2 separate regions of the Homo sapiens genome follow, and region 1 is linked to region 2. A link is a loop called in an ENCODE intact Hi-C map of the cell type or tissue named here. Cell type or tissue: Caco-2. All regions are shown on one strand. Each heading gives the region's core, and the rest is flanking DNA. Links, peaks and the distances in the headings are about the cores only.

Evidence for each region. Hi-C counts contacts between places; a loop is a spot of excess contacts. Peaks named below come from ENCODE experiments on the same cell type or tissue, not always from the same donor. Only the 100,000 strongest peaks of a DNase experiment are listed, where the experiment ranks them.
Region 1: it touches region 2 in a loop (5-fold over the local background); 2 of 110 quality-filtered maps call a loop at or near these places.

The regions. Positions count from the first base shown.
Region 1 is chr14:36,642,575-36,653,647 of GRCh38, reverse strand. No RefSeq gene overlaps it. Among named protein-coding and RNA genes, the nearest start is that of PAX9, 14 kb to the left of the region's middle. RefSeq lists an enhancer at 5,467-6,296. In Caco-2, for the core only: CTCF peaks have their summits at 5,520 (motif pointing left) and 6,408 (motif pointing left); a DNase peak (open chromatin) is centred at 5,507; H3K4me3 peaks cover 1,719 bases; H3K27me3 peaks cover 115 bases.
Region 2 is chr14:36,766,236-36,777,308 of GRCh38, reverse strand. The region is part of intron 3 of SLC25A21 (solute carrier family 25 member 21); the gene reads left to right. Among named protein-coding and RNA genes, the nearest start is that of PAX9, 110 kb to the right of the region's middle. In Caco-2, for the core only: a CTCF peak has its summit at 4,115; DNase peaks (open chromatin) are centred at 4,028 and 5,798.

The DNA.
Region 1 (11,073 bases), core at 937-8,936, 120 kb after region 2:
AAATCTTAAAGATGTTTAAGTTCATAATGTCATTGCGTAATCCATTTTGGTAGTGCATTTAATAAAAATCATATTACTGGCAGGACATTTAATAAAAATCAGACTAATTAGCAAGGAAGGGCATAGTAGACAAAAAGGACAAAGAAATCTCTTGAGCAGAAAATTTAGAAAAATAAAGAAGGGTTTTTAGACAATACTAATCCTTCGTGTATTGTTCCAATTCCTACAGTTCTGTTTACTGCAGTTCTTACGCATTAAAGTGCTACAGTTTGGGTTCTGTTTCTATGCCATATTCAGACTGTAAATTTAATGGCTGCAGGGGGGAGAGGAAGGATTGCAAAACCAGAGATTAGCACCAGAAATGCTGGACCAGTGTCCTATGCATGATGCAGCCATACCACTGAGGCTACCATTCTTGTCAGACTCCTAGGGTGGATATAGAGGATTGGGGAAGAAGGCTAGTTCTATTTCCTGCAGGATCAAAATGCCAGCCCAATACATTGGCTGACCAGTGAGCCACTCCTTAGAAGGATAGAAAACCAAGGTCATGGCCACAGGGGACCTTTGAAAAGCCCCATATCACCTTCCTGCAGGACCAGAGGTGTGAATCTGATGTTCTGGCAAGCTGACAACACAGATTCCCTTAGCAGTTTTTATTGCCTGAGTGATTCATATTCAATTCCTCTGGGATTGAGTTCTGCCCTGCCACATGTTTCCATTCTTGGAGACACCCCTTTCACTAGGAAAAGAAATAATGATCCCATTACTCCATGTAAAAAACCTTCATAATGCCAGTTTAAGGCTAAAAATTAAATCCCTGAAAGTCAGAACATAGAAAAGTCAAAATTCTTTTAGTCTGTCCAAATCACCCTGCTTCCCAGGCTGTATAATGCATGGTACATTTACAAGCCTCCCCAGCAAAGCCAACAACCAGTTCCAGCAACCAGGCACTGCTGCTGCTGTGTTTTAAAGGGGAAATGCTGGAGCACCACCTGACTGGGCAGATTTTCCATTTGCAGTTTGAATGTTTCATGCCAGTAGATTTTAGCACTTTCTTGCTAGATGAAAGTACTATACTGCATGCATTGGCAAATGGATTTAAAACTTAAAGAAAGCAAATTAACTTATAGGTAACCAAAAGCAATTCAAAACAAGAGAGAGACACCGTAAATACCTCGAAGATTTTCCAGGTACCTAAAACTCTCTAAATCCAGCTGTAGCATTCTAGATCAGTGCTATACATTTCTCCAACTCTGATACAAAATGAAGTTCTTCAATGGTAATTGATGTAAGTAGGTATATTTTCTTCAACCCTTCCCCAATTTTTATTTTAGAATTTAACATTTATCCATCCAGTTTTCCCAAGAGGAAAAAATACAGTCAGTAGAAAGATGTGTTATTTAAATTGTATTCTGAAAATTCAGACATAGCTCATATAAGGATTATAACTTCCAGAAAAAGTCTTCCCTACCTCTTCTTTCAATTTTAAAGTAGCTAAAAGTATGAGTTTTCTTTTACAACCAGACTTATCTATAATATTTTGGCTGTGAAACAAAATTACTTAAGACTTTCTGTTTCTCTTACATCAAAGCGTATATATATATACACACACATATACACACACACACAGAAAACAGAGGGTTAACCTGGTAGAGTTGTGTGTAAGTTGAGCCATGGCTTCTGGCCACAACATGCACATGATCTGTGTGTTTCATCATGTAACTGCTAAGGCACATGAGGGTTTTGGGGGATAAAGGTATTAGGTACATAGGAGACATCATTATTTCTATTAGAGCAATTAGTCTCATGGAGAAATATATACCCTTAGGGCAAAATATACATTGAGTTTTGTAAAAGGAATGAATAACATACACTTGGATATCACTACATAAAAGCTGCACTTTTTTTCCTCTATAGGAACATTTTTTGTGTCAATAAAAATGATGAAGGCAAAGCTAGGCAGCCTGGACGTGTCACCAGAACTCAAGGCATAATTTGGGATTTCACAACTCTATCACCCAGCTGTCCAAAAAAAATCCCAAACATATATTTTAAAGCCCTCCTGAAGACATGCTTCTCATTATACAGCTAAGCCTCAATTAACCAGATAACTCAGGAAAGTATTTGAAGGAGGACATGGTGTCTCGTGAACATTTTCTAATGTCTTTGAACAAAACAGAATATAAGAAAAGGAAGTGTGTGCATGATGTACTGTCCCTTATGATTTTTTGACATGAAAAACACTTTAGAAATCAACTCAGGTCATTTCCATGCCTTCCCCAGAATATAGTATAAGAGGGGTAGTTCAGAAAGGTGAATCCAAATGGATGCTTCTTTGATAACCACAACTTTCTGGTAAATATAATACTTAGGTAGAGCAGAATGGGGATCATTATATATTACTGTGACAACAGTGAAAATCAAGATAGAGAGTCTGAATAGCTGGTTCTTGGGTGAAGAACAGTATTTTGAGAAGGAAGATGAAAAGGGGAGAGGGAATTGTTTTTGTCAAAGATTAAAGAGAAGACATTTTTTCTCCCTTACCTTACTCCACTCCCACCACTCCAGGCATCTAGGGAAACCCAAATGAATGCTGGGATTAATAGCAGAGGGATATAAACATTGTAAATTAAATTCACTGCTATTTTTGCTACAACAAATATTGCCAACAAGTTTGCATATATATGTGTGTCACAATACATTTAATCAATTCATTTATAAGAAAAATTTGTCAACTTATCTCTGAAGATAACCCACAGTATGAGATTTTCAGAAACATGTCAAGCTCAAAGGACTGAATTTAGACCCCTTATTTGCTTCTTAAGTCTGCTAAAGATATGTGTTCAGCCTATGGGCTGCATTGTAGGTCCATAGGCCCTTTCTTCCCTGTCCTCCCTGGAAGTCAGTACTGACTTGGGGAAACACAAAGTCTTTATTTTGATGCATATTATCACTTGTGTCTGAGAACCTGGCATTAAGAAACGGTAATGAAAATTACTGCAAACTGTACCAGCCAACTAGAGAAAGTTATGGACACTAGGAGAGTTTGCTTTTTATAGTACTTTATCCAATACTTCTCTCTTCCCTTAGCTTCATCCCTATTCCTTTCTCTGAGATTCTTTCTCTCTTTCTTTTTCTTTCTTTCTTTCTTTTTCTTTCTCTCTTTCTTTTTCTTTCTCTCTCTTTCTTCTCTCTCTCTCACCCCCCTCACACACACACACTCTGCACCCATACACTCCCTAGAAGAAAGCAGCATTTTACATAAGATTTTGGTTTTTAAAATGTTGTTTTCTCATTAAAATTCCATGAAATACTTGAAAGCACACCAGGAAACTAAGCATAACATTACCAAGAAGAGTTCCAGCGAGGTCCTAAAGAGTTAGCTTTCTTCATCTAGATTCCTAAACCCATCATAAATGCATATATGCCTGGATCAATCTTGGAGCTTATATTTTAAACAATCCGTGAAAAAGTATATCCAGACTTTTACATGTTTTGGAGAAATCACCATGCAGCTAACACAAAGTCAACCTTTGCCATCTGTACTTGCTCACAAATCCCCAAAAGCAGGTAGATTGGCCTTAGCTACACAGCATTAAGGAAACACGAGCTTCAGCCAATCCAAAGTGGAGTTTGGAGCGATGAGAAGCCACTCAAAGTTATCAGTGTTCTGTGGCTGTTCTCTGATCCATGGTTTAAGTCCACTCATACAGTTGGACCAGAAATGATGATTTTGACAAACTCCAGTTTATCTCCTGGAGCTTTCTTGGAACATCAGTTTGGGTTATTTTCTGTAGTATAGTTGTACGTGCCAATCTCAGGGCAGCTGCCTTTCTTTAAGCTCATGACTGAGGGTGGCAAGAGGTAGTGATTAGTCATCTAACCTCTCAATAGCTGTAAATACTAATTGAATATTTTGAACAACTCTTCAGGTCACATGACAACATGTGGCCATTTGCTTCTTAGACTTCTATTGCATAGCTCGGGGAGCAAATATTCTTTAATAATTGTTAAATATATCTTACAAATCTTCCAAAGAGGAAAAAGTCTCCATCCAAAATTAAACACAGGTTATGTGCTAAAAATGGGCAGTTGGAACTAAAACATAGCTGTTATTATCTTTTCTACAATAACATTTACACACTATTAACTTTTCTGCAATAACGGAACATTAAAGAATAAAATGTAAATTTTACTGCTTTATTTGCAGGGATGAAGGTCAGAGTGTCAAATTGCAGATTTTGGATCCTCAATAATGGGCCGCTGTATTTAACCTCTTCAACTTCTTTTCTCCACTTATAAGAAGGAACAAAATAAAATGTTTTGTGGAAGTTTATATTGAAATGAGGTCAGGTAAACTAATGACTGCTTGGTATTTTATGACAAGTTTTATAACCTTGGAGTTGCCATAACTTTCAAACGATCATCAATAAAGTTTTATTGCAAAAGGGTCGCCATGTGTCTGAATGCTTTTGCACATAGTAAAGCTATGCTGCCCCATTGTCGTAGCTCACCAGCCCCTTTTCACCCCAGCCATAAAGTCCTCTTCTTTTTTATTGGAGGTTGAAAAGTCCTCGGGTCTGCTCTCCTCCATCAAGTTGGCAATGTGGGAACAACACAGAAATTAAACTACATGATTAAATGATCGTACACAACCAAATCTTCAAGAATATGTAATAAGACTGCTTTTTAATAATTATAAATTTGGATTTTAAATGGGTTCCATTTAATAAAATAAATGACAGTGGGCGGCGGGTGGGAAAGGAGGAAGTCAGATGAGAGTTTCCTCCAGAAACTTGTGTTTGAATGTTAGATAAGACCTATCAGTCTACCCGATATACCCAGAGGGCTGCCATTAAATAATTAGGTGCTTAGGGACCGATAATGGTCTCAAGACAAAACAACGAATTGCTAAAGACTCTTTGAGCTGACCCGAGGATCTTAAAGATTTAAGAGGCCTCGCATTGCGTCCTAACTTGAATTTTCCCACGGAGGGAAGGGTTGGGCTACAGCTCATGCTTGCCCGATTGCTGCCTAACACATTCCCTAAACGCTCCCTAAAGCCAAACCAAGAACTTCAAGTGTCCACTTCACGGCATCAGCTGTCAGGTTCAGGTTCGGGTCCGCCTACTCCTTGTCCACTGCCGAATGCTATGTGGAAATGAAGCCGAGAATAATGTCCTGCGATTTAGATGAAGAGAACAGTAAGAAAGGTAGTATGAAACGAAGCTTCTACTGACGCGCCCTTCAGACAGGTATTCCGCAGGCGAGGGTTGTGACCCAGGGAGAGAGTGCGGGAGTGCTAGCAGAGCGGCGGGAGCGGAAGGAGAGGCTGGACGAAAGTTGGAAAATCATCCCATCTCGGGACTTGAGTGCGAGAGCCCGCCCCGGAGTCGGCAAGTCTCCAGGGTTAGAAGGCCCTAGCTCCAAAGTTTTTTGTCCCGGCTCAGGCAGGTCCCCCACCTCTAACCTTCCCCGATTTGCCTGGTTGCTCTCGGGGAAGGGACTGGTAAATACCGCCCTCTCCCGGATTTCCTGAAACTCTCACCAGCGCGCTGAACCCGCTCCTTCCCACGTTCGGCGCCCCGCACTCTGCGTCTGCGCCCACTGCGCGTCACCTTCCCTCCGGCCGAGACCACTAGAGCCCTAGATCCGGGATCTGCGGAGGGAACAGGACCTGAGCCCCTGCTGGACCCTGCAACTTGGCTGCGGAGAGCGCGCAGCCACAAGCGCCGTTCCTCACTTGAGGGCTTCGCGAGAGCTGGCTCAGCCCCGCGGGTCCCCGCCAGTCCTCGCCAGCCCTCGCCAGCCCCGGTCGGCCCCACGCTAAGTCCGCAGCAGGCGGGAAACCCCGCAGGCCTTCCCGGACTCACGAACTGCCTACTCCCACCCCTAAAGAGCTCAGACCTGAAGGTGCTCTTATGGTGCGTGGCCGCAACCCCGGAGTGGAATGGGTGGGGGGCCTCCATGGCGAAGGAGACGCCGTGGGCGAATCGGCTCCCAGCTCGCCCCTCATGTCCTACAGGTCACTAGCCGAGTCCCTACCCCGGGCGCTCCCATGAGGCACCAAGAGCAGCCACGGCCCAGGGAAGGGCCTGGGTCTTCACTGCTGGAGCGGGCCCCAGTCGAGGGCGCGCAGGTGTCGGGGTCCCCAGCAACCTCCGTATGCGCGGAAAGCCGTAAACGGGGTTCTGAGGCCGGCGCCAGGCACAAGGATCACCCCGCGCCACGGGCCACGGCTCAGAGCGCCCACGAAGCCCGGCTGCCAGGTCCAGGCCGCGGCCGGGCGGGACCCACTCGCTCCCCACGGTGCTGGCGCGGCGGGAGTCGGGCTGGTTAAGGCGGGAGGCCGGCACTGCCACGGGCTGTGGCGCCCCCTCCCGAAGACACCTCGCCGGAAGTGCGGCTCCCGCCTGGCAGGCGCTGAGACTCCTCGGCTGTAGCGCGAAGGCCCCGGTCCGCGCAACTTCCCATAATAACGCCGCGAAATGCCTCCAGAAATGCCTGTGTGGTATGGTGTCTGAGCCAATGGTCGGCATTCGTCTTCCCCAAGTGCGGAAAAGAGGATCCCAGCTCCCCGGGATGAGCTACGTACCCACACACGCACGCCGGCCCCTGTGCCCCCGTCAGGGGAAGCGCAGAAAGGCGGGGACTCCCCGGGACGCAACTGCCTAGTATCACCTACCAAGAGAAGTTACTTTTTTTCCGGGATCACAGAACCCCCCCTTCACGTCCCCAAGTCTCCAGCAAGAAGTGGGAGAGGACGTGTGTGGCTCCCCAGAAGCAGGCTCCAAGTTGTCCCGGGGGCAAGCCCTCTGGAAGGAACCTTGCTCTGCTGACCCAACTTGAGCAGGGCCACCCTGGCTGCGGTCATCTCCACTCCGGCCTCAGGGACGAACCCAGCCGCTCTCTACACCACCACTGGAAAGGGGAGACCCTTTCCTCTTGTATATGCCAAAGAGGTTAGACGTTCTTTTTTCAGAGTAACATTTAAAAAAGAAATTAGATCAGACAGAGGGAACAAAACTTCTCAGAAATATAGAAAGCACAGTTTTCTGAGTTAGGTTTCTGATGGTAATAACAGTCAAGACTGTTGAGGGGAACCTCGTTCAGGAGTTCTTTTCTATGGCTTCATCTTTGACTCAGTTTGAGAACTTGGGCTTCTCTGTCATTGAGCACTGAATAGAAAAATAGCAGAGTGCTAGCTAATTTCTGCCTCTGCACTCCTGTAAGCTGCTATAAGCCCATCTTATTAAGATCAGCTAAGGCTGTGAAGGGAGAATCTCAGTGTGGAACGCAGGAGATGGATCCTCCTGTCCAGTTAGCTCTGCAGAACAACTCTGGGTTTCTTCTTGCTGTAATTATGCAGCCACTTTAATGCTGAACTGAGGAGGCATAGCTGCCCTTTTAAAGCTTTGCCCAAGGAGCCATAAGTACCCATTTTCGTTAGTCTAGAATAGCACGCTCATATATTTAACACATATTTATTGAGAATTTGGTATGTGTCAGGCACTGTGTGAGGTGCTGGGGTACAATGACAAAGGAGAAAGACATGCCCTCACAGACAAGATGAAACATCTGGCTGACAGGATACTCCTCTTAGCTCAGGTTCTCTGTAGGGCTGGCTGTTTCTTGCTGGCAAAGGCAGATTTTCTTTTCCATGCTTGAGGACACGGAAATACAAATCCTCTTTAGAAGTCTAGGAGAAGGAGGCCACAAGGGAAGTGGATTTTCCAGCCGAGCTGAAACCTAGCTTCCAGATTCCTGAACCCAGGTGGCTGAGGACCCTTCTCTTGTTTGGATGTTTCACCTGATGTGGTATGGTCTTCCTTCCTTCTTGTAGCTTCCTTCCTTCCTTGTAGCTTCAGGAGGACAATAGTATCATCAAAAGGCAAAAATACCCAGCCAGAAAAAGAGATGTCCATAAATAGTGGCAGGCAGCTGGTACTTCACAATCATACCCTGTTGTAACACAGCAAACCCTGCACGTGCTGCTACCCAGTCAGTAGGGCAGGGCCACCTGTCTGTCCATCTCTCTGCTTCCTTCTTTCCTAAAGACAATTCCCCATTCACACTGTGTACCCTTTGATGTCCTGCTGAAGATGTTCAACAGGCCCACTCAAACAAGGATTGGCAGGAGACCCTCTCTGGACCCTTCAACACAGAATTTGGAAAACCCCAAAGGCCAGCCAAAAGGAAAGGTCCTGGATAACAGGCATCAACTTTCATATGGGGTGGGGGGCCGGAGGAGAGGAGTGGGAAGTGCGGTAGAGCCTGGGGAGGGGGTTGTGGTGGATTTGGCTCCAGGCTTTATCCCTTTAACCTTTCCCTGTCACTCTTTTCAGAGGGCTTGCTTCCTGCCCTTAAATGAAAGCCACAAATCACAGCTCTTGCCAGGCCAATAAACATAATTTTCTTTTTTGATAAGGCTGCTAGAATGAGGGGATGCTTATATCTTACTTTTGCACATGTTGCAGTTTTGCAAAGCATGTTTACATATATTATTTCATTTATTAATCTTGATAAACTTTCACTGTCTGCATATGGGGAATTGGAGACACAGAGAAATAAAGTGACTTTTATCTAAAGTGGAAGGTAGCAGAGTTGGGAGAGCTACAGACTTGTGTTTCAATAAGGCATTTGATAAACTATTTTATGGTAACCTTGGGACCGATGTGGCCTGGGTGACATAATGGTTGAGTGGCCCATTCATTCATTCTTTGAAATAAACAGCTTTTCTTTTAAGCATAGCCTATGTGTCAGGAACTGAGCTTAATAGTGGAGATACAAAGGTAGATAAGCTATTGTGCTTAACGAGCTCACAGATAAGTGAGAGAAGAGACACGTAAAAATATAATCACAGTAAGGCAATAATATAATGTAATGGAGTTAGATACAAAATGCTATGGAATACAAGAGAGCACCAAAGGGTGGTCTTAGGCTGATGAGAGCTTGTTGGAATGCTCTCATATGTAGAAAACATGACATTAGAAAGGATAAGAAATTTGAAGGCTGGGTATGGTGGCTCACATCTGTAATCCCAGAACTTTGGGAGGCCAAGGCAGGAGGATTACTTGACCCCAGGAGTTTGAGACCAGCCTGGCCAACATAGAGAGACTCTTTCTCTACAGATTTTTTTTTTTTTTTTAATTAGCCAGGCATGATGGTGCATACTTGTGGTCCCAGCTACTCGGAAGGCTGAGGTAGGAGGATTGGGCCCAGGAGGTCGAGGCTGTGGTGAGCCATGATGGTGCCACTGCACTCCAGCCTGGGCAACAGAGTAAGACCGTGTCTCAAAAAAAAAAAAAAAAAAAAAAAAAAAAAGAAAAGAAAAAGAAAAAAGAAATTAGAAAAAGGACGCAATCATACAAAAACAGCTTAATAGGCAGAATAATTGACTATAAATAACACTAATCAATATATGAGTAAATATAGAATTCTACACTCAGATACAAAATAATTGAACCAGTGTATGAAGATACCGTCAGGGATGGCAGTTTAGGTAATCTCAGGGCCTACAGTTGATTGTAAACTCAGCATGAGCCTAGAATGTTAATGTTCTTAGTTTGTGCAAATAGAAGTGGAGTATTCAGCATAAGGGTTATTTTCTTTACCGGGGTGGGAGCGAGTCTTGTTTCTGGTCTCCCCAAACATTGATAGGTTGATGGTATGTACGTGCAAAGGGAAGCCACACATGGTAAAGGATTCTAACCAAAGTCATACTCTATGGCTTATGGAACTAGAATTTTTGATAGAGACTGGAAGGCTTAGAAAGTATGGCATAGCTGTCCTCAAATATTTGAAGGGCTCCCAGGTAGAAAAGATGTTGAACTTACTCTGTCAGAGGAGCTCAGCAAAGCTTTTCTCGGTTTATAATACAGAGCCTAATGGAGCAAAGTCATCCTCTATGAGTTTGACTGTCCTTTCCTGCTGGATTCTAAGCTCCATGAATGCAGGAACCAACAGGTCTGATTCACTCTGAAACTCCTGTGTCTTGCACATAGAAGTTAATTTTTTTTTTTTTTTTTGAGAGAGTCCTGTTGCCCAGGCTGGAGTACAGTGGCACAATCTCGGCTCACTGCAACCTCCACTTCCCAGGTTCAAGCAATTCTCGTGCCTCAGCCAACTGAATAGCTGGGATTACAAGTGTGCACCACCATATCCGGCTAGTTTTTGTATTTTTAATAGAGACGGGGTTTCACCATGTTGGCCAGGGGTTTCACCATGTTGGCCAGGCTGGTCTTAAACTCCTGGCCTCAAGTGATCCTCCCACCTCAGCCACCCAAAGTGCTGGGATTACAGACATGAGCAACCTCACCAGATGAAAGTCAATGAATTTTTTTTTTTCTTGAGATGGAGTCTCACTCTGACACCCATGCTGGAGTGTAGTGGCACAATCTTGGCTCACTGCAACCTCTGCCTCCTGGGTTCAAGGGATTCTCCTGCCTCAGCCTCCGGAGTAGCTGGGATTATAGGTGACTGCCACTACACCTGGCTATTTTTTGTATTTTCAGTAGAGACAGGGTTTCACCATGTTGGCCAGGCTGGTCTCGAACTTGTGACCTCAGGTGATCCGCCCAACTCAGCCTCCCAAAGTGCTGGGATTACAGGTGTGAGCCACCGTACCTGGTGGAAGTCAATGAAATTTTGATGTAGGAATGAATCAATAAATTATTCCATGTGGTTTCAAAGGAGAGAACTGAGACTCAAGGGCAAAAGTGTAGAGTTGGATGACAAATGAACCCAACTAATTTGGCTATTAATTAGGATCATTGGTGTAAATAAAGATACACTGTTTAGATGTTTAATTTCAACCTTTGCTCACCTGTTCAGCAAGAAGCTTTTATTACCCTTAAACCTTTTCTTCCAGAAATGATGCTAACTAAAGAGGTACATGGGCTTTAATGGCCCTTAGGTGGCATGTCAGTTCCATGAGAACTGGAGGACACACTATACATAGGTTCTTAAGCATGGGAGGAATGTGAGGAGGGGCTAGATCAGATCTTATTTAATTTTAGCTGCAATTTAGATCTGTTAAGTTGTGGTCCCTAGAGTACCTAGGTCATTTAGGTA
Region 2 (11,073 bases), core at 1,093-9,092:
GACTTAAGCTAGGCTTTTTGTTTTTGTTGTGTTTTTTGTTTTTGTTTTTTTGAGACAGAGTCTCGCTGTGTTGCCCATGCGGAAGTGCAGTGGCATGATCTCAGCTCATTGCAACATCCGCCTCCCAAGTTCAAGCGATTCTCCTGCCTCAGCCTCCCAAGTAGCTGGGACTACAGGCACCCACCACCACCCCCAGCTAATTTTTGTATTTTTAGTAGAGACGGGGTTTCACCATGTTGGCCAGGATGGTCTCAATCTCCTGACCTCGTGATCCGCCCACCTCGGCCTCCCAGAGTGCTGGGATTACAGGCGTGAGCCACTGCGCCCAGCCTTAAGCTAGGTTTTATGTGAGAAAGGGGATAATTGGCAGATCAAGACCTCTCAGGAAGCATGAGCCAACAAGGTCAGTAGAGAAAGACATTCTAGCAGGGGAGGTATCTCTAATTCTCTGAGACAGGATGTGTGAAGGTAAATAGATGTGAAGGTGGGGAGCTGGGTGTTGACAGATATCCTTCTGATAATCGCTATTTACTCTGTGAAATAGAAGGCAATATTATATGCTGAGAGTAAAGAGGGAACTTAAGAAAAGTGGCATGAAGGTTGCAAATACCACCTGGAAGAATGGAAGACAGGACCAGGAAGTCATAGCAGGATTGTCAAAAGTCACTGTGTTTCCAGATGACAAGGGAACCCTACAGTTGGGGAGGCATCAATCTTCAGGTCATGTGATATTCTCCAGTGATTATAGGAACAAAGAAAGCAGTTGGGGCCGGGCGCGGTGGCTCACGCTTGTAATCCTAGCACTTTGTAATCCTAGCCGAGGCGGGTGGATCACGAGCTCAGGAAATCGAGACCATCCTGGCTAACCCGGTGAAACCCCGTTTCTACTAAAAATACAAAAAAAATTAGCCTGGCATGGTGGCGGGCACCTGTAGTCCCAGCTACTCGGGAGGCTGAGGCAGGAGAATGGCGTGAACCCGGGAGGCGGAGCTTGCAGTGAGCCGAGATCGAGCCACTGCACTCCAGCCTGGGCCACAAAGCGAGACTCCATCTCAAAAAAAAAAAAAAAAGAAAGAAAGAAAGAAAAAGAAAAAAGAAAGCAGTTGGTGGGAAGTTTCAAAGTTTCAAGAATTGATGGATTGAGTGTGGTTGTGAAAAAAAAACAATGTACCAAGAGTACAAAAAGAGGAATTCCCCTCTTCCAAGAGAAGTTCCAATAGACTGGAATTAGTGGGAGAGATTAAATGAGAAAGTGTGGATGAGGTTGAAAAGCAGGTATTATTGAACCAAAGCAGTGAAAGTGGTAGGGCAAGGATAGAAAAATGAGGTGGTAACCCTTAGTGTCTCCAGGTATCTCAATTCCAGGTGATCCAATGTCCAGGCCTTGGGAACAGGTTGCAAAAATGAGGTAGTGGTAAAGAATTTTGAAATTAAGGAGTCAAGGAAGTATTAGGCCAGGGTATTTGGGTGGGGGTAGGGCACCTGTTAAATAGGATGGCTAGTATTGATGAGTGCAAAGTGGAAGAACTTAAATCCTCATTAAATGTAGGCAACTGGCACAAAGGTCACTCACAGCCTTTAACAACGGGAGAAAGTAGAGTGAGTGCCCCTCTATTTGGGGACAGGCAAGTATAGTTAATTGTTGGTTGCTCGGTTATGAACTATAAAAGACTCTTATCCTTTCAATGGGAGATTGGATTTTATACCCACCCATTATTCGAAGTCTTGCTCTTGATGTCTATGCCAGGGACTTTAGCAATGAAAGACCCCGTGCTCAGCAGATGCCCTCCTAGAGGCAGCCCAATGCTCAAATCAGTGTTTTTTTGTTTTCTATAACCACAGTTGACTGTGTTTGATTTGGGAAGCCCTTAACTATTTGTCAATTTGTAATATTATATAAATTAGCTGGGAAACGATTTTTTTCGGGAGGGCTGTACAAACTTCACTTCCCTGGTTACTTTAGACAGTTCTTATTGTGTGTAGCTCATAAGAGTGAATCTATCTAAATATTCTGGGAACCAAGCTTAAACACAGGACTGAGTTTCTATTCTTCCCCTTTTCTATATTGATTTCCTGAGTGGCAAGCACTCACCCTTTCAGTAAAGCGAACATACTTCTTTTTATAAGTCCTATGGGACTAAGTTCTACTCAAACAGTTCTTTGGAAATAAGCAATTACAGAATTCTCCATATGCAACTATTGAGTGAAGGGAATACCATCTCATGAAGATAAGAATGAGTGTGTAATTACTGTTATTATACTTATTAATTTTATTATGCTATAAAAGTGATTAAAATTATATTGTACATAAGTACCACTGGAATTAATTCAAAAGTTTTTAGACTTTTATTAAAATATTTTAAATTGTCGTTATTTCTAAAATAGAAACATTAGCTTTTTGCTTTAATTTGTATCAGTTTGTGTAAATAAAATGACAAGAGAATTGACACAACACAATATATATTACTAAGGTAAGAAATCCGAGTCCTTATTTTACCTCTTTGTTTTTCATTTAAAAAGAGTCTCTACAGCCTGAGCAACATAGCAAGACCTTGTTCTCTACAAAAAATAACAAATTAGCTGGGTGTGGTGGCACATGCCTGTCATCCCAGCTACTCAGGAGGCTGAGGGGGAGGATCCTTGAGCCCAGGAGATTAAGGCTGCAGTGAGCCTTGATCACACCACTGCCCTCCAGCCTGGGCAACAGAGACCCTGTCTTAAAAAAAAAAAGTCTCTAAAATAAACTCAACCTGTGTTAATAAGATGGATATAAAGCCTTCTGTTCATCTTAGAATTTGGAGTCCAGAATATATTATCAAAATCTACCTAACGATCTATCAGTTCTTTTCCTCATACTGGCTTTCCCAGAAGTAATCTCAGGAAAAGTACTGAGAAATAAACTTTTTGAATAGTTTCTGCAATGTCACATGGAATATCTGCTAACACATAAGCTGAAGCACTTTGCAGAAACTTAAAATATAATCAAAGAAACCAAGAGCACATGTTAGTTGACTACTCCCCATACCTGCTGAGTAATTGATTAGACCACTAGCATTTACAAATGTCGAGTTTCTATTATATATAAAACACTTGCTAAATATTAAGAAAGCAACCAAATCCTTTTTGTACAAGAGCTTGCAGTCTAATAGAGAATTATAACAACTACATAAATCACTGAATAAATGGTAAAAGGGGACGTGCTATTGGGGGAACACAAAGAAAGCACTCCTAGAAGTTCCCTCCATAGAGGAAGGAGTGTGGCATTGGAGCTGGTATCTGGGAATTCCTCTCATCTGCTCAGCAGAAGTAGACATATTAACTCAAGACATCTACAAATGTCCATCAGATGGACATGAAACATAACTCATGTGTATTCATTACAAAAAGCATCCGTGAATACCTTTGAACCATCATCTTGTTGCAATTCCGTTTTTCCCTACCATTATGAATGGATGTATGTATCTATAATGGATGATGTAATGGGCAAGAGCATGTGCTTTGGAGTCATAGAGACCTGGCTGGGTAAGTTATTTAACTTCTCTAAGCCTCTGTCTTCTCATCTCTATCCTGTTGACAACGTGAGAACTCTCCACATAGGGTTATCATGAGGATTAAGCAAAACTGCACTGGTGGATCTCTGGTGAGTCAGTAAATAGTAATTCAGAAAATGTTACTATTATATTTGCTGTTAGTATGCTGCTTTTTGTCAACACAACAAGATTTTGGGCTCTTTTAAGACAAGGATCATTTGTTTTTCTTCTTTTATACCTTATTCAAAATACAGTTCTAGATTTCAAATTAATACTCAATAGATCCATGTTGTTTTTGCATTTTAAACTTTTGAACATATTCTCTCTGAGACCAAAGAAATCTGAGGATGAGACAAGCACAGAGTCTTTCTCCATCACATATTCTAGTTGTGGCTTATCAGTTATAAGCCTTTAGGGGTCCTCCCAGATGAATGTTAATTGATATGGCTTTGGTAATGTGAGATGCCCTAGATGGCAGGCCCTTATCACAGCAGAGTCTGACGGGTCTGACTCATCACTCACAGCTGAGAAGACACAACATTCTACATGGTTGTTTAGCCACCCAGTGGCTGGTAGCTGATTTTTTTTTTTTCCTTCTCGAAATCTGTCATCGTGCATGCAACCAAGCAAAGTATTTTAAGTTTATTTTGAAAGAACATGAAATCCTCAAGAATGCTGGTAAATGTGAGATATTTTTTCTTTAGCATAGTACTGCAGCAGAAAAAGAGAACTTTCACCATCTTTTTCTTCTGAACGGTGTTCAGCAATCTCCCAATCTCTTAATTCATAATTTCCATTTATCACCAAGCCAGTTCATAGTGAAAATGAGGCAATTTGTATAGGCAATCGGTATGTTCATTTTTAAAAACATATTATGCTTTTATTTTACTGTGCTTAGAATTGCAACAAAGGAAGATGTAGTTATTGATTGTTACCATTCCCAACAGCAACCTGGGTTTCTCACCCCAAATTATGTAACACTGAACTGCCAGAGAACTATGCAGGGGAGCCTTGGTATTCACAGATTTAACACTCTAGGTTTTGAATATTTGCAATCGACCATGAAGGTTTGTGATGTGTTAATTGGCAGTTTTGCTGAGGTTCAAATTCGAATCATATGTACTTTGAAGCTAGTGTTAGGGAGTGATTGAGGAGCTAGTGTGTTAGCCTAGTCAGCCGCCCAACATCCCTCTCCAATCAGATTTTTTTTGTTCTCTGCTCTTCACATAAGCACTAACTCTTAGGGTGATTAAAAACTTGATTTCTATGAAAAAGAAAAGTAGTCATCCTATGAAAGATAAAACATGAATAAATCTTTCAAAAACATTGACTTGGTGTGGGAAGAGATAGACTTTGGAAATGCATATGTTTCAAAAGAAATCATTCTTGGAAAAAGCCAGAAGCCTGTGCAAATATCTCCATGTTCACGGATTTGGAGATTTTTTTATGTCTCAGGATTTAGCCCTTGCAAATATCAAGGATTTACAAACGTGTTTTGGAAGGTCTGAATGAGATTTTAAATTTAAAATTTTCCCTTGTTTTGCTTCTGCTACACTTGAAATATGGCTGCTGAGTGCCAGGCTACAAGAGCTCTCCCTTTTCACTTCCTATGTAGGCTTTTGGGGCAAAACTTGCTCCTGACAGAGTCCATATGGCCTGTAAGCAGTGCTCTGTGGCCCAGCTGTGGCCGTGAAGTGGCACAATCTAGGAATGTGAAATCTTAGGGTTTGGCAAACTTTCCTGTTCGTTGGCCCCAAGGAAAATGGTGTGCCCCACCTTATGCTGCTCGCGAGCTCAGACCTCTGTTCGTTGGTCATCAGCAATTATCAGACACAGATGAGGCCCAATGAGCCCAGACACCAGAGTCTGTGTACAAAATGTTCTTCGGTACAGGGCAAAATGAGAAGATGGAGTTTTTTTGTAAAGCTCAGATGTATTCAATTTAAAGGGCTATTCCTTATTAATATTTTTATGTTAAAATGCCCTTTTAATAAAATGATGGAGACAGTAGTTTTTTTTTTTTTATGTTTCTTGCTTGGCAAGATTAAAAGTTGGCAACTTTATATAAAAGTCCCCCAAATGTTTTGAAATTTTGCTTGTCTGGGAAATCTAATAAACTATATATAGTTCTAAAACTATATGGTTTAGCAAGAGAGAAACTCTTCTCTAGAGAGTTCAAGTTTGTCCTCATAGTCAGGAGTAGACAAACTGTGGCCTCTGGGCTTTTTGCACAAGAGCGTCTGAGTCCTTGCGTCACCCATGAACCCATCTCTTCCGTGGCACTGTATTTCATTGCCACTCAAGCTATTGGACCAGCTGTGTTTACATACCTTGAGCCATTCAAAGTAAGTGATCTTTGTTCTGATAACAATGGAAGGAGTTGTACTTTGCACTCATAAGTGCCACCAAAAAAAAATCTATTCTTGGCTATCATCCAAAAATGACAATTGCAAAAATACGATTAAATCAGTGATTTATTTTGTATCTTTTTTTTTAGTTGTAGTGTTTCTGTTTTTGTAAGACTCATACAGTACTTGAAGAATGCTGAGGTTTACAAATTAAAGGAAATATTAGGCAATAATTCTTTAAAAGCATATTAAAGATTTAAATATTTCAGCCAGGCCAAAGACCAGATGGGCTGTCAGATAACAAAAGTTGATCTAACAAGAGATTATTCTTGAAAACCTACATCTTCACCTCTTGTTTATCACAGTGGAATGTTGACATATCAGTTACTGTACTGTGGAGTCAAAATGCAGCATCTTAGATCTGATCCCAAGAAGGGCCTTTGTATTTACACTTCTTGATAAGGAGGAGAGGTGTACTAGTATTACATGTAAGCATAAGGTGGACACCAGAGTATAAGTTAAACAACGTCTAAATAAAACAGATATGCACAAAGTCAAGAAGGCTACAAGAGTAATAGAATATGGCCAACAAGTTTTTAAGACTGATTATACACATAACATAATTATATATGGCAAAATGAAATCCAGGCAGTCTCCAAATCTTCCTACACTCCCAGTAAAGGTAACCTAAGTAAGAAAGACATAAGTCAAGTCTGATTTCCTCATAGAAACAGTTGTAATAGGGGATTATATGCCTCACCAAGAGCCTGATGTCTAACGTTTTATAGAAATCACCAGAAATCACAAGTAATCAACAACAAATGCTGTGTATATATAGTGTAATGCTTTCTGAAATAGATGTAAACCAAGCAGGACGATTCTTATTTTTCTTTTATAATTTCAACTTTTATTTTAGATTCAGGAGGTACATGTACAGGCTTGTTACTGTACATGTATTGCGTGATACTGAGGTTTGTAGTACACATGATCCCATCACCCAGGTAGTGAGCATATTATCCAACAGTTTTTCAGCCCTTGTCTCTCCCTCCTTCCCTCCCACCTCTAGAAGTCCCCAATGTCTATTGTTGCCATCTTTATGTCCATGAGTACTAAATATTTAGCGCCCACTTATAGGTAAGAACATGTGGTAGTTGGTTTTCTGTTCCTGTGTTAATTTGCCTAGGATGATGACCTCCAGCTGCATCCATGTTGCTGCAAAGGACATGATTTTGCTCTTTTTATGGCTGTGCGGTATTCCATGGTGTATATGTACCACATTTTCTTTATCCAGTCCACCATTGATGGACACTTAGGTTGACTCCATGTCTTTGTTATTGTGAATAGTGCGAGCAAGGCTATTTATGTTCCAAGCTTGGTCTAGACTAGAGCCCATTGACTGGGGAAGGATGGATTCTAGATGGCTTACTACAGATATGTGGCTGCCGCTCTCAAAGATACCAAAGTCTCTGACTTGATGGGAAATGTGGACTGTGCCTTCTTCACACAAGGATCCATGATAGGCCCTGTGAGGATACAACACTAAATATGGTAGAAAGTAATTGTAGTTCCCAAAGAGGTGTAAGAGTAAGAAATCTTAATTAAAGAAATGTAAAAATAGAAATGACATTAGAATTTAAGTATTTCAGTGACATTTGAGGTTTCATATTCTGAGAGATATCTTCAGTTTTCTTGTCATGAATTCTATTTTTGTAGGAAAAATATGAGTCTACATATTTTAAAAAGAATTTTAAGCAAAAAGGGAAAGTTAAAAATCCTAATACACCCTTGGGAGGAGAAAAATGTAAACATGCACCACGCAAAGATAAATTGCCATCCTTGTTAAGCATTTGTAGAATATGGAAAAAATAATATGAAGAGAGTAGATTCTCCTCGGGATTTTTAGGGATTTTTAGGAATTTAGCTTTGTTTTGTAATCACTAGTATTTTTAATTTAAATCATTTTCCAATGGTGCTACATTAAAATTTTCTAAATTCTGAACCACCTTCAAAACTGATAGTTTTTAAAACAGCAATACTTGAAGAGCTATTGACAACTCTTTCAAGAACAAGTTCTTCCATTCGTGAGAATATTGAAGGGAGAGGAAGAACATGCCTGCCCTGACAATTCCCAGAGGGAGAAAATAAAATTGTCATTGTTGGAAATAGAATAGAAATATTCAAAAGCACCACGATAGAAAACTAAGACAAATAAACTTGAATTGCATTATCTGAGGAGGAGCCCCGTGATCACACTGCCAAATAGAGTGTGTTATCCCTTGACACTTCAGTAATGCCACATCACCTATGTCCCTTATCCACAGCTGCAGCAATACCAGGTGGCATTGCATCAGGCAATGTCACATTGCTTTGTGAAGGCAGTATAAAGACAGTCTAGCACATGAGTTTTTAATTACCTTGAAGTGATTGTTACAGTAAATATAGATACAGATATAGATATAGATATAGATAGATATAGGTTTTTGTTTTTTTTTTTTTTGGTAGAGACAGAGGTCTCACTTTGTTGCTCAAGCTGACCTTGAACTCCTGGCCTCAAGCAGTCCTTCTGCCTCAGCCTTCCAAAGTGCTGAAATTACAGGCTTGAGCCATGCCACCCAGCCAGTAGCTATCCTTTATCAGGTACTTAACCAGGTCTTGTGCTAGCTTTGTCCGTGCATTAACTCATTTTCTCTTCTAAACAACCTTATAATATGACTTCCATTGCCGTATTACTTTGCAGACATGGAAGGTAAGATTTAGTGCAGTTAAGTAACCTGCCTAATGTCACAGAACCTGAAGAGATTTGGATCCAGGTCTGTCTGAAAGCAACTTTCAGTCAGCTGAAAGCAATTTGTGGCTTATTGCCCCAGCCTGAGGGATTACATATATAGTAGGGATGCTGCAGCCACAATTAGAAAGCCTGTGTATGTCAGAAGAGGCGACGGTGGGGTGAGAATGACAGAGAGATGCAGTGCTATTAAAAAGTTTCATTGAAATCATTTTAATAAAAATTTTAATAATTAAAAAAATTGGTAATCAAACTCAAGTCATTGTCAGCTTACCAATTCTGGTTTTCTCTTTATTGTTTTAAGGCTAATAGAAAGTGGCACAATTGCTTCTCCCTTTGTTCGTTTTGACACTGAAACTGATATTATGTGTATCTCTAGCTTGCTGGTTCTCAAACTGCACCTGGCTCCCTTCTTCCACCCTCTCTTGGTCAACAAGTTAGGCTTCTGCCTGGGCCTCTCCTCTGCTATTTACAATATAAAGCCCAAGTGTACTGAAGCCAGTAAGCAAAAGCTATTGCCAGTGGGTGATTCCAGGGCCACAGAAATGTGAAGAGCCAATTGGAATGCCGAAGATTTTTAGAGTACAGAGCTGCAGGCAGCGACATGTTTTTCCACACTGCAAAATTCAATGAAACTGTGCCACGGGAGCCGGCCCAGATGTGGGCCAGGATTACAACAGCCTAATCACAGCAATATTTGCAGGGCCAGATGTCCAGTCAAAAAGGGTTAAAACTTCAGATCCAAAGCCTGTTTTGCCACCTCCTCACTGGTGAGACAATGTTTTGTGATTACCTCATTATTTATCACCTCCCAGCAGATACCAACGGGCCTGAATTGCTGGGCTAGAAATCCGTTTGGGTGTCATGTGTCAGCTAAACAGGCTTAGTTACAATAGAGCCTGATTCATTTTCACCTTGGCCTCATAAAATGTGGCATATGTATTAGCATAATGGATTGGGAGGAAAAGAGCATTCGCTACAAGAAGTGAGTAAGTGCAGGCCTGGGATTTACACATTTGATCTTACACATTTGACTCACTCCAACTTTTCAAGATTTGATGGTTCCCTTCTCCCTAAAATAACTAGTTTCAGATTCTTGCTTTCTACTTTTACGCTGACTTTCCCAAAGTACCACACAATTTATAGACTTGATCTTCCTAGCTTCTCTCTAAGGCAAATAGTAATGCCAGAGTTTATTTTCCACTCTAAGAGGAGATACTCATGGGTACAGAGACTTTACATGGTGCACATGCAGCCATCCTGTGAGTTCAAAACAAAATCTGAATAAAGAGTCGGGATTCACTTTCATAGATTTATACAGGACTCACAGATGTAGAACTGTTTTCTCTGGCTAGGATACAGTGTGGTAGCATTTCTGCTTTCAATTCCATTTAATTTTTTGAGCACTTTTTATATGAAAGCCAGTTTACTAAGTACTGTGAGAGATACCAGATAGCTTTAAAAATTTCGCTGATCTAGGAGTTTTAAGTCTGCTAGAAAATTAACAAGCACAAGAATCACTGAATATAAAATAGAATAAAATTAGAAAGCTTGTAGTAAGACAAAAAAGAACATTTTAGTGTTTTCCACAAGCCTGATATTATGTCATAATTGTTTGTACTTATAGCAATATAATGGTGGTATATGGTCATGCAAATAGATATTATTATATCACACAATATTAGGCACGTTGGAGATATTGACCGCAGTAGAGGCTGAAGAAGATACTACTGCCTGCCACATATTGTGCTGAATGCATTATGCGCATTATCTCATGTAATCCTCATGCCAATCCTAACGTCCTCCTCTTAGAAACAAGAAAATTCAGTCTTTAGATTATATAACTTGTCCAGAAAGTAAGTGACAGACCCTGGAGTCAGTTTCCGGTTGGGGCGACTCTAAGGCCTGACCCTTTCCACCATGCCACACTGCCTCTTGGGTGCTGAAATGAGAGTCGATACATGGAGAAACCAGAGCAAATGGAACAGCTTAAACAAAGACCCAGAGGCCAGAAAGCACGGGGCATGTTCAAAGAGCAACCAGCAACCCACTCTGGGTTGCAACTTGTGAAGAAAAGGAGATAAATTGGAAAAAAGGATTAAGATCAAGTCAGTAAGGTTGTGGGACCCAGCATGAGAGTGGCCACTTCCTTTGGTTGGCAGTGGGCAGCCATCAAAGGCATTTGAGCAGGAGAGAAATCTGACCAGGATTATACTGTAGGAACTTCAGTCTGACGGGAATGTGTACTTCAGATTAGTGTTTTTCCACCTTTCTGTGATCACAGCCCACAGTAAGAAATACATTTGTCATTGCAAACATATTTAAAACATATATTTTTAATTAAAACAATATTGTATAAAGTAATACCTTCCCTGGGTGTAAAATGTGAACACTTTCTATTCTGTTTTAT